2 separate regions of the Homo sapiens genome follow, and region 1 is linked to region 2. A link is a loop called in an ENCODE intact Hi-C map of the cell type or tissue named here. Cell type or tissue: B cell. All regions are shown on one strand. Region 1 overlaps ACTG2 (actin gamma 2, smooth muscle). Region 2 has its middle 28 kb from the start of BOLA3.

Region 1 (5,000 bases), 210 kb before region 2:
GAGAGCACTGAATTCAGTTAAGAATGGGGTAAAACAGCCACTTTTTTATTCTGAAGTAAAGATTGGTTTAGCCTATTTGTTAATAACAGAAATCAGAAAGTCTTCCAATTGCTATGTTCTTTAGCCCAGTCATTCCACTTTTAGAATCTTCTTCTTTGGAAAACATCCTGAATACAAAAAATAAATTGCAATATGCACAAAGATAACTATCATAGGATTATTTATAACCAAAAATCAAAGACACCATGAATAGTAATGTGATTAAATATATGATAGTATATGATAAAATGTTATATAAGCATTTTCAAAAGTTTAAGTTTATCAAAAATAAATATTTATTATGAAAAGTAAAATAATTTGTTATAAAAACAAATTTGAACATAGTATAATAATATAATAAATAAAAGAATATGAAATAAATAATGATAGTAATAAATTTAAAAATACATAAAGACAAAGGTTAGGAAAAAGAAAAAAGCCAAAATGTTAACTGTTTGTTGTTAGGTGATGGACATAGGGGAGATTTTTATTCCATTAAAAAAAATTTTGGCCGGGCGCGGTGGCTCACGCCTGTAATCCCAGCACTTTGGGAGGCGGAGGCGGGTGGATCACGAGGTCAGGAGATTGAGACCATCCTGGCTAACACGGTGAAACCACATCTCTACTAAAAATACAAAAAATTAGCCAGGTGTGGTGGTGGGCACCCGTAGTCCCAGCTACTCGGGAGGCTGACGCAGGAGAATGCCGTGAACCCGGGAGGCGGAGCTTGCAGTGAGCCGAGATGGCGCCACTGTACTCCAGCCTGGGCGACAGAGCAAGACTCCATCTCAAAATAAAAAATAAAAAATAAATAAATAAATAAATACATAAAAATTTTGAGCTAGGATCTTCCTCTGTCGCCCAGGCCGGAGTGCAGTGGTGCAGTCATAACTCACTGTGGTCTTGGCCTCCTGGGCTCAAGGAATCCTCTTGCCTCTGTCTCCGGTGTAGCTGGGAACAGAGGTGCACACCACATCCAGTTGATTTTTTAATTTTTTGTAGAGACAGGGTCTCACTTTGTTACCCAGGCTGGTCTCCAACCCCTGGGCTCAAGCAATCTGCCTGTCTCAGCTCCCCAAAGTGCTGGGATTACAGGCATAAGTCACCACACTCGACCTTAAAAATATTTTTCTAACTTTAAAAATTATCAACATCTTTAACTTTTAAGGTATAAAAACTCCAAAAAAGAAACCAAAATCAAGTGCAGATGCTTGAGCCCAACACCCAAGGATTCTGGTTCAGTGGGTCAGATGATCCCAGGTGACTCTGAGACAGGGCCTTGAGGAAGCACATTTTAAGTAGCATGGGGTCCCCTCCTTAAGACCAGTTGCTGTCCTTCAGGCTCCTGTGCAATGCTCACAGTCCAGGGCCTCTGCCTGTGCCATTCCCTCTGCCTCGGATGCCTTTTGCAGCAGCCTCTGGAGACCTTCTTTTGCCCTCAAGGCCCATTTAAATCCCTCAGATAATGAATTACTCCTACCTCTTCTTTCACTTAAAATGTGGCTTGTGTTTTTCTTTTTGTTTGTTTTGGTCTTTTTTAAACGTCTCTCTCCCCTCTGGACTTTGCAACTGAGAATAGGGTGCCATGTCTGATTCATATCTGCCCTCATCACACTTACCACCGTCTTAGCACAAACCTGGCGGTCCATAAATACATGGGTCCAATGGCATCAAATGACCCTGTGCCTCACCTCTGAGGAAACCAAAGCCCCATGTCCCTGCTACACTTTGCCCAATCCCTCTGAAAGACTCCTTTTTGGTCGTACTTGATCACTGAAGAAGGAACTGGACACAGGAAGAAATTAACTTCCTCTAAAACAGTGGTTCTTTTTTATTTTTGAGACAGGGTTTTGCTCTGTTGCCCAGGCTGGAGTGCAGTGCCATGATCACAGCTCACTGCAGCCTTGACCTCCTGGGCTCAAGCGATCCTCCTGCCCCAGCCTCCTGAGTAGCTGAGATTACAGGCAGGCGCTACCATGCCTGGCTAATTTTTTATCTTTTTGTAGAGACAGGCCCACAGTGTGTTGCCCAGGCTAAGCGGTGGTTCTTAACCAGGATGATTTTGCTTCCCAAAGGACATTTGGCAATGTCTGCAGACATTTTTTATTGTCACAACTGGAAAACTGCTGCTAGCATCCAGTGGGTGGAGACCAGGGATACTGGTCGGCCCTCCACAACAAAGAATTATCCAACCTAAAATGTCATAGAGCTGCGATTGAGAAACCCTGCTTTAAAGCACCAGCCTGGCCAATAATAGCCAGTGAAAATTGAGCCCAAGTGCCTCTGTCAGATTCTCAGCAGGAGATAGTGTACACTCAGCTGCGGTTTTGAAATTGTTTGACAGTGTATACTCAGCTGGGGTTTTACAACTGGTTAAATGAATGTCCTACAGAAATGTGCATAGGGTTAAGGCAACTACAAAGGGATGTCGAGGCACCCAAGAGCCAGCAACAGAGGGAGCTCTCACACCCCTAAACATGAAGGGGTCAGGTGACGAGGGCAGTGTCATTGGAGCTTAGTGAGAGCTTGAGCTCTGAAAGAGGGGCTGCCCAACAGGAACTGTGCTCATGGAGGGCCACGCCATTGTCAGGAGATAGACCCTGACTTCTTTTGCCCTCCTACTTTCCAGCCTCTTGCAGGAATCTTCTATCAGCCAAATATAGCCAGAAGCCAGAAAGCAATGAACACTTGAGTGATACAATGTGCCTTGCATCACTCAGTGCACAAAGGCAGGGGAGAGACTGTAGGAGAGTGAAGAGGAGGGAAGGTCAAATGGAAATAATGAACACATAGAAAATACTGGTTCCAGGTCTGAGTCCTACCTGGGGCCCTGTTGAGAAGGAGTATACCCTTTAAATGTCAATCAGAAATTTCCAGGGCTGACCATTCTCCTCTCCAGATCCATCCCATCCTGTGTAACATGGTGCCACACTCTCCCAGCATGGGAATGTCAATGAGAATTTTCCAGCCATTGGGAGTCTGCCAGGCTCATATGGCTTTTGTCTCCACTAGATCTGGCACCACTCCTTCTACAATGAGCTGCGTGTAGCACCTGAAGAGCACCCCACCCTGCTCACAGAGGCTCCCCTAAATCCCAAGGCCAACAGGGAAAAGATGACCCAGGTAAGAAGCCAGGAAGACTTGAACACTGGCATAAGAATGCAACATGGATGCTTGGCCAGATACTTTCTCCCCTTCAAACATCAGTGCAACAGAACTCTCTGAGGACCTGCTATGTCTGTGGTCCATGCCAGGCCCTGGGGGAGTGGGTGTGGAATAATGAACTATCAAACTGGCATAGTTCCTGCCCTTAATGAGATTACAAACCATTCTACAGGCCAAGAAGTGCTGTGATTTTTGCCAAATAATCTTTTATTCTTCATTGTCCTTTAAGATCATGTTTGAAACCTTCAATGTCCCTGCCATGTACGTCGCCATTCAAGCTGTGCTCTCCCTCTATGCCTCTGGCCGCACGACAGGTGAGTAATCCTGTAATCCATTCCTTTTCTGACTTCAGGGGAGGTAGGGAAAAGCTGGGGTCTGGCAGAGGCTCCTGCTCAGAAGAATCAAATGGACAGCTGAAGTCCAGGCAAAATCTTTCTTAGGGATAATAGGTGAGAATGCCCATGTGGAATGCCAGATGTGAGCCTAGCTGGTATAGTTGGAAAAAACATCCAGCAAGAACTGTTTCCCTCACAGTAATAATTCCAGGAGCTTCTACACATACACACATTCCAACAATACTGGAATGTTTCTGCTTCATGAAGCAGAAAGAGTAGAACCTGTGGTGGTGGAAATGTAAGTGCAGTTACACATTGCTTAATGACAGGGATACGTTCCGAGAAATGTGTGTCATTAGGTGACTTTGTCACTGTGGGAACATCAGAGAGTGTACTTGCACAAACCTAGACGCTGTAGCCTACTACATGCCCCGGCTGTATGGCGTGGCCTATTGCTTCCAGGCTACAGACAGTATAGCATTTAACTATAATTAATACTGTAGGGAACTGTAACAGAATGGTTAGGTATTTGTATAGCTAAACATATTGAAACATAGAAAAGTTACAGTGAAAATATAATATCAAAGATAAAAAATGGTACACCTGTGTAGGGCACTTACATGAATGGAGCTTGCAAGACTAGAAGTTGCTCTGGGTGGGTTAGTGAGTGAGTAGTGAGAAAATGTGAAGACCTAAAATGTTACTGTGTACTACTGTAGACTATAAACACTGTACACATCGGCTGTACTACATTTATAAAAATATTATTCTTGGCCAGGCACAGTGGCTCACACCTGAAATCCCAGCACTTTGTGAGGCTGAGGTGGGCGGATCACCTGAGGTCAGGAGTTCCAGACCAGCCTGGCCAACACGGTGAAACCCCGTCTCTACTAAAAATACAAAAATTAGTTGGACGTGGTGTCAGGCACCTGTAATCCCAGCTACTTGGGAGGCTGAGGCAGAAGAGTCACTTGAACCTGGGAGGCAGAGGTTGCAGTGAGCCAAGATCACGCCACTGCCCTCCAGCCTGTGTGACAGAGCGAGACTCCGTCTCAAAAAATATGTATATATATATATTATTCTTTCTTCAATAATAAATTAACCTTAGCTTACTGTAATGTTTTTTACCTTATAAACTTTTTAATTTTTAAAGCCATTTTTACTTTTTTTGTAGTGACAGTAATAGAAAAACATCTTTTTTCGACTTTTTTTTTTTTTTTTTTTTGAGACGGAGCCTTGCTCTGTCACCAGGCTGGAGTGCAGTAGCGTGATCTCGGCTCATTGCAACCTCTGTCTCCCACGTTCAAACGATTCTCCTGCCTCAGCCTCCCATGACTTTTTTTTTTTTTTTTTTTTGAGATGAAGTCTCACTCTGTCACCCAGGCTGGAGTGCAGTAGTGCGATCTCAGCTCACTGCAACCTCCGCCTCCTAGGTTCAAGTGATTCTCATGCCTCAAACTC
Region 2 (5,000 bases):
CAGGCTGGCCTTGAACTCCTGACCTCAGGTGATCCACCTGCTTCAGCCTCCCAAAGTGCTGGAATTACAGGCATGAGCCACCATGCCCGGCCTATTTTATTATTTTTTAAAGACAAGGTCTTACTTTCTCCCAGGCTGGAGTGCAGTGGTGCGATCTTGACTCACTGCAGCCTCTGCCTCCTGTGAGGCTCAAGTGATCCTCCTCCCTCAACCTCCTGAGTACCTGGGACCACAGGCATGCATGGGATTACAGACCTTTTGATCCTAAAAAATGTCAAATTTATAGAAAATTTGCACAAATGGTACAATGAGCACCCACATACTCTTCACCTAGATTCACCATTTTTTAGCATTTTTGTCATACAGTTGTCCCTTGAGCAACACTGGTTTGTCAAGAATGCATAAAATACAGGTAGATATTAGTCTATTTTATCATGTTCTACCATAAAATACACAAAATCTATTATATATATTTTTTTATAACGGAGTCATGCCCTGTCGCCCAGGCTGGAACGCAATGACACAATCTTGGCTCACTGCAACCTCTGCCTCCCGGATTCAAATGATTCTCCTGCCTCAGCCTCCTGAGTAGCTGGGATTACAGGCACCCACCACCACACCCAGCTAATTTTTGTATTTTTAGTAGTGACGGGGTTTCACCATGTTGGCCAGGCTGGTCTCGAACTCCTGACCTCGTGATCCACCCACCTCAGTCTCCCAAAGTGCTGGGATTACAGGCATGAGCCACTGCACCCGACCCACAAATCTATTATAAAAAATTAAAATTGATAAAAACCAAGTACCTGCTTTAAACACCTGTGACGCTAATCATCTCCACGAGAGCAGATACTATCACCAGTAAATTGCATACTATAGTAAAAAGTGATCTCTTGTGGTTTTCACGTGTCTTTCATTGTGTTTAGCACAACGCTGTAAATCTTGAATAACACCATGGCACCCACACGTAGTGCCTCTAGTAATGGTGGAAGTGCTCCCGAGAAGCAAAGTCAAGTCATGACATTACAAGAACAAGTTGAATTGCTTGATATGTACCATGGATTGAGGTCTGCAGCTGCAGTTGCCCACCATTTCAGACAGACGATTCATCTTAAAAAGACAATTGAAACTTACAGTATCAGTAAGCACAGTACGGTACTGTAAATGTATTTTCATTACGATTTTCTTAATATTTTCTTTTCTCTGGCTTACTTTATTGTAAGAATACAGTATATAATACATATAACATACAAAATAACTATATTATCAGTAAGGCTTCTGGTCAACAGTAGCCTATTAGTAAAGTTTTTGGGGAGTCAAAATGTATATGTGGGTTAGTCAGAATGCTTAACTGACATTGTTCAAAAGTCACATTGTATTTGCTTTTCTCTCTGAATACACATACACACACACATATATTTACATTTACATATATATAAACATATATATAACACATATATATGAACCATTTGGGAATTTGTTGCAGACATCAAGACACTTCTCCTGTAAATACTTTTGTCTGTATGTCCTAAGAACAGTCATTCTCCTTCATAACTACATAAAATTATTGCACCCAGGAAACTGATATATTATCTAATATTGAGTTCATATTCAAATTTATCCAACTTTTGCAATAATGTCTCTTATAATTGTGTTTTCCTCCTAAACCAAGACTCAAACCAAGATCCAGTCCAGAATCACACCATGCATGTAAGTTGTAGTTTCTTGACCCTTCTTTGATCTGCAGACTGCTGCCCTATCACTTTGTTCTTTCACAATATTGCCAACTTTTGGCTGGGTGCGGTGGCTCACGCCTGTAATCCCAGCACTTTGGGAGGCTGAGGCGGGATCACTTGAGGTCAGGAGTTTGAGACCACCCTGGCCAACATAGTGAAACCCTGGCTCTACTAAAAATCCAAAAATTAGCTGGGTATGGTGTCACGTGCCTGTAATCCCAGATACTTCGGAGGCTGAGGCAGGAGAATTGCTTGAACCGGGGAGGCGGAGGTTGCAGTGAGCCGAGATCGCACCACTGCACTTCAGCCTGGGAGACAGAGTGAGACTCTATCTCAAAAAAAAAAAAAAAAAAGATATTGCCATCTTTTAAGAACTCAAGTCAATTGCTTTGCAGAATGTTCCTCAATTTTGATTTGTCTGATTGTTTCTTCATTAATCAGGTTGAGCCTATTAGAAATACTACCCAGATGATGTGTGTTCTTCCTGTTCCTCACACCAGGAGGCACACAGTCTCAGTTTGTCCTATTACTGGAAATGCTAAGTTTGACTTTTGGCTAAGGCAATGTCCAGCAAATGTCTCCATTGCCTGAAAAATTTCCCCTTTATAATTAATAAGTAATCCAGGAGGTGTTACTTTAAGACTGTGTGAATAACCTATTCCCAGTCTTTCACCTAATAGTTTCAGCTTCCACTGGTGATTCTTGGCTGAATCAATTATTACCACGATTGCTGCAAAATGGTGGATTTCCAATTTTATAATTCCTATATTTATTGGTTGTCATTCTACTGTTTTGAAAAAGCATCTTTACTTCTCTCTCCTTTTATATTAATATTAGTGTAGTAGTTGTGGTAATATGAACCCATGGATTCTTTTTAATTGAATGTTTTAAATACTTGTCAAATTATACAAAATTCAACCAACGGCAGCCCCTTCAAACTTATTCCTGTGGCCTTTTGACATTCCTTGGGTGCTTCTGTTTTCTGTTACAGGCCTGAGGTGTCAGCAGGAAAGACGTACTAGTGGCCCCTGAAGCCCTGTTACCTCGGGCCTCTAGGACTTTCGATAGGCCGCCTCCCTTCTCTTAAGAGCCCACAGGTTGGACCTCCAGGTTCTTCCCTGGGTGCTCCCGGAAGGACGCTGCTTCGGGCTCCTCCCGGGGGAACTCCATTCTAGGCGCCCGGCTCCCGGCTCCCCCGCCCGCCCAACCCCGGAGCGCTCCATTCTCCTTGCCAGGCTGCAAACTCCGCCTCCGGTCGCTCTGGCCGACGGCCTCCACGGCGGCAGGGGGCGACCTCTCGGCAAGACTTTCCGCCGGGGTCCCAGCCCGGCAGGAGCTTCCGGAGAGATGGCGGGCGACGTCCGTACCTCTCCGTCTTTCCCTCCTGGGCTGGTGCCGTGGCTACGCCCCGGCCGCTCCACACACCTACCCGGGGGGAACGTGTGCCTGGGCCGCTGGAGTCGCGAATGGCCGGTTATTCACACGTTCAAGTACCCAAGGCAGGCGGCCCTGCAGGCGTCGTCGCGGGTTCTTCCGGCCATCTTGTTGAGGAGGGACCGGAAGGAGGAGCGGCTGAGGAGCCCAAGGAGCGGGGCGGCGGCCACTAGGAGCTCAGGAGGCAAGGGCGTGGCCGAGTGGGACCCACTTGCCTGCCTGGACCCAGAACTCTGGGATCAGTTTGACAACTTAGAAAATCGATAGTCTTGAGAAATTCATCATATCTGCCAAGGAAAGGACTGAGATTGAACTCAGCTATACAAAACAACTCAGGAATCTTTTAAAGACATGCCAACCTAAAAGGAACTGGAAGGAGAAAGAATACATTACGTAAAACTCTCCTTCCCTCCCTGTGAACAAAATGAGTGATCACGCTAGGCAGCATTAAGTTATCTTCTTTGAGGTCTTGAACTTTCAGATCACCGTGGAGTTACAAGGGCATGTTCAAAACCAAAAGCAGGAGAGGAAATCTCACTTTCATGATGCCCAGAAGGCACAACCACCGACAGAGACTTGATGGAAGCAACTTGAGGCAAGTAAAAGACAATTGAGATTATAAAAAGGCTGCTGAGCACATCAGTATTTTGAGAAAATGCCATATGTTTTAAAAACACGTTTTTAAAAGTCGATGTTGAAAAAGGCACACCACCAAGCTGCGAAAACATCACCAATGGCAGAAGACGGCAGACTACTCAATGAGAATTGAATTACTCATCAATTCAAGAAATTTGACACTGAGCTGCAGGAATTTTACCATCCTAATAGTTCCAACAACTTCCAGAAAATACAAGAGATAGAGGGAAAGAGGATAGTGAGAATGAGAGAATCAGTGAAGACATATGTAGCGATTGGGCAACAGGTGATAGCAATCAATAGGAGATGCTTGGAGAGAATAGTAAAGGCAACTGAATCAATGATCAGAAAAATGTCACAGCTGGTAATAAAAACTTTCAAGTCAGAGTGTGAGCCTCCTGGAGACATCTGAGGACTACACTCTGCCAATAAGGTGCTTGATAATAGTCTTTCAGATTTCTGAGGAGAAGGCAAACCAGGGTCAGCTGTGGTGGCAAATTGAAAGGAAACTTCTGGCTGTTCATAAAAATGTATAAATAAAGCTCCAAAGCAGCAAAAGGAACTGATTGGTTTAATGAGCTCGTTATCAAACCCAATATTGGCTGCTTCAAAAGTCTATAATGTAGGCTGGGCACAGTGGTTCACACCAGTAATCATCCCAGCATATTGGGAGTCTGAGGCAGGTGGATCAGTCGAGGTCAGGAGTTTCAGACCAGCCTGGACAACATGGTGAAACCCCATCTCTACCAAAAATACAAAAATTAACCAGATGTGGTGGTGCACACCTGTAATCCCAGCTACTTGGGAGGCTGAGATGGGAGAATCGCTTGGACCTGGGAGGTGGAGGTTGCAGTAAGCTGAGATCATGCCACTGCACTCCAACCTGGGTGACAGAGTGAGACTCCATCTCAAAGAAAAAAGTCTGTAGTGTAAGGGGTGTAACCCCAGAGGATGTTGGCAGTCTTCCACCTCAACTGAAAAGGAAAAAACTACAAGAGAAAGTCAATGAAATAAATACAGATGGAGATGGATCAAAGAAATGGCATAACAAAAATGAAAAACATGTACAAAAGAAATCTTCAAATGGGAGATACAGCCAGTTTGAGTCACAAATTAACAAAATTCAGACAAAAATATAGAAAAACAAGAGGCCCAGAAATTTGAAGTCTAGCTGCCTGAGGTTGAAGGCAGGCTCAC

Evidence for each region. Peaks named below come from ENCODE experiments on the same cell type or tissue, not always from the same donor. Only the 100,000 strongest peaks of a DNase experiment are listed, where the experiment ranks them.
Region 1: it touches region 2 in a loop (12-fold over the local background); 2 of 110 quality-filtered maps call a loop at or near these places.

The regions. Positions count from the first base shown.
Region 1 is chr2:73,905,622-73,910,621 of GRCh38, forward strand. ACTG2 (actin gamma 2, smooth muscle) reads left to right here. Exons shown (of 9, transcript NM_001615.4): 4 at 3,052-3,162; 5 at 3,434-3,518. Among named protein-coding and RNA genes, the nearest start is that of ACTG2, 15 kb to the left of the region's middle. In B cell, a CTCF peak has its summit at 2,478; a DNase peak (open chromatin) is centred at 2,530.
Region 2 is chr2:74,117,285-74,122,284 of GRCh38, forward strand. It overlaps a transcript of TET3 not described here and the pseudogene FNBP1P1. Among named protein-coding and RNA genes, the nearest start is that of BOLA3, 28 kb to the right of the region's middle. RefSeq lists an enhancer at 2,986-3,345. In B cell, CTCF peaks have their summits at 3,039 (motif pointing right) and 3,239; a DNase peak (open chromatin) is centred at 3,157; H3K4me3 peaks cover 1,352 bases; H3K27ac peaks cover 576 bases.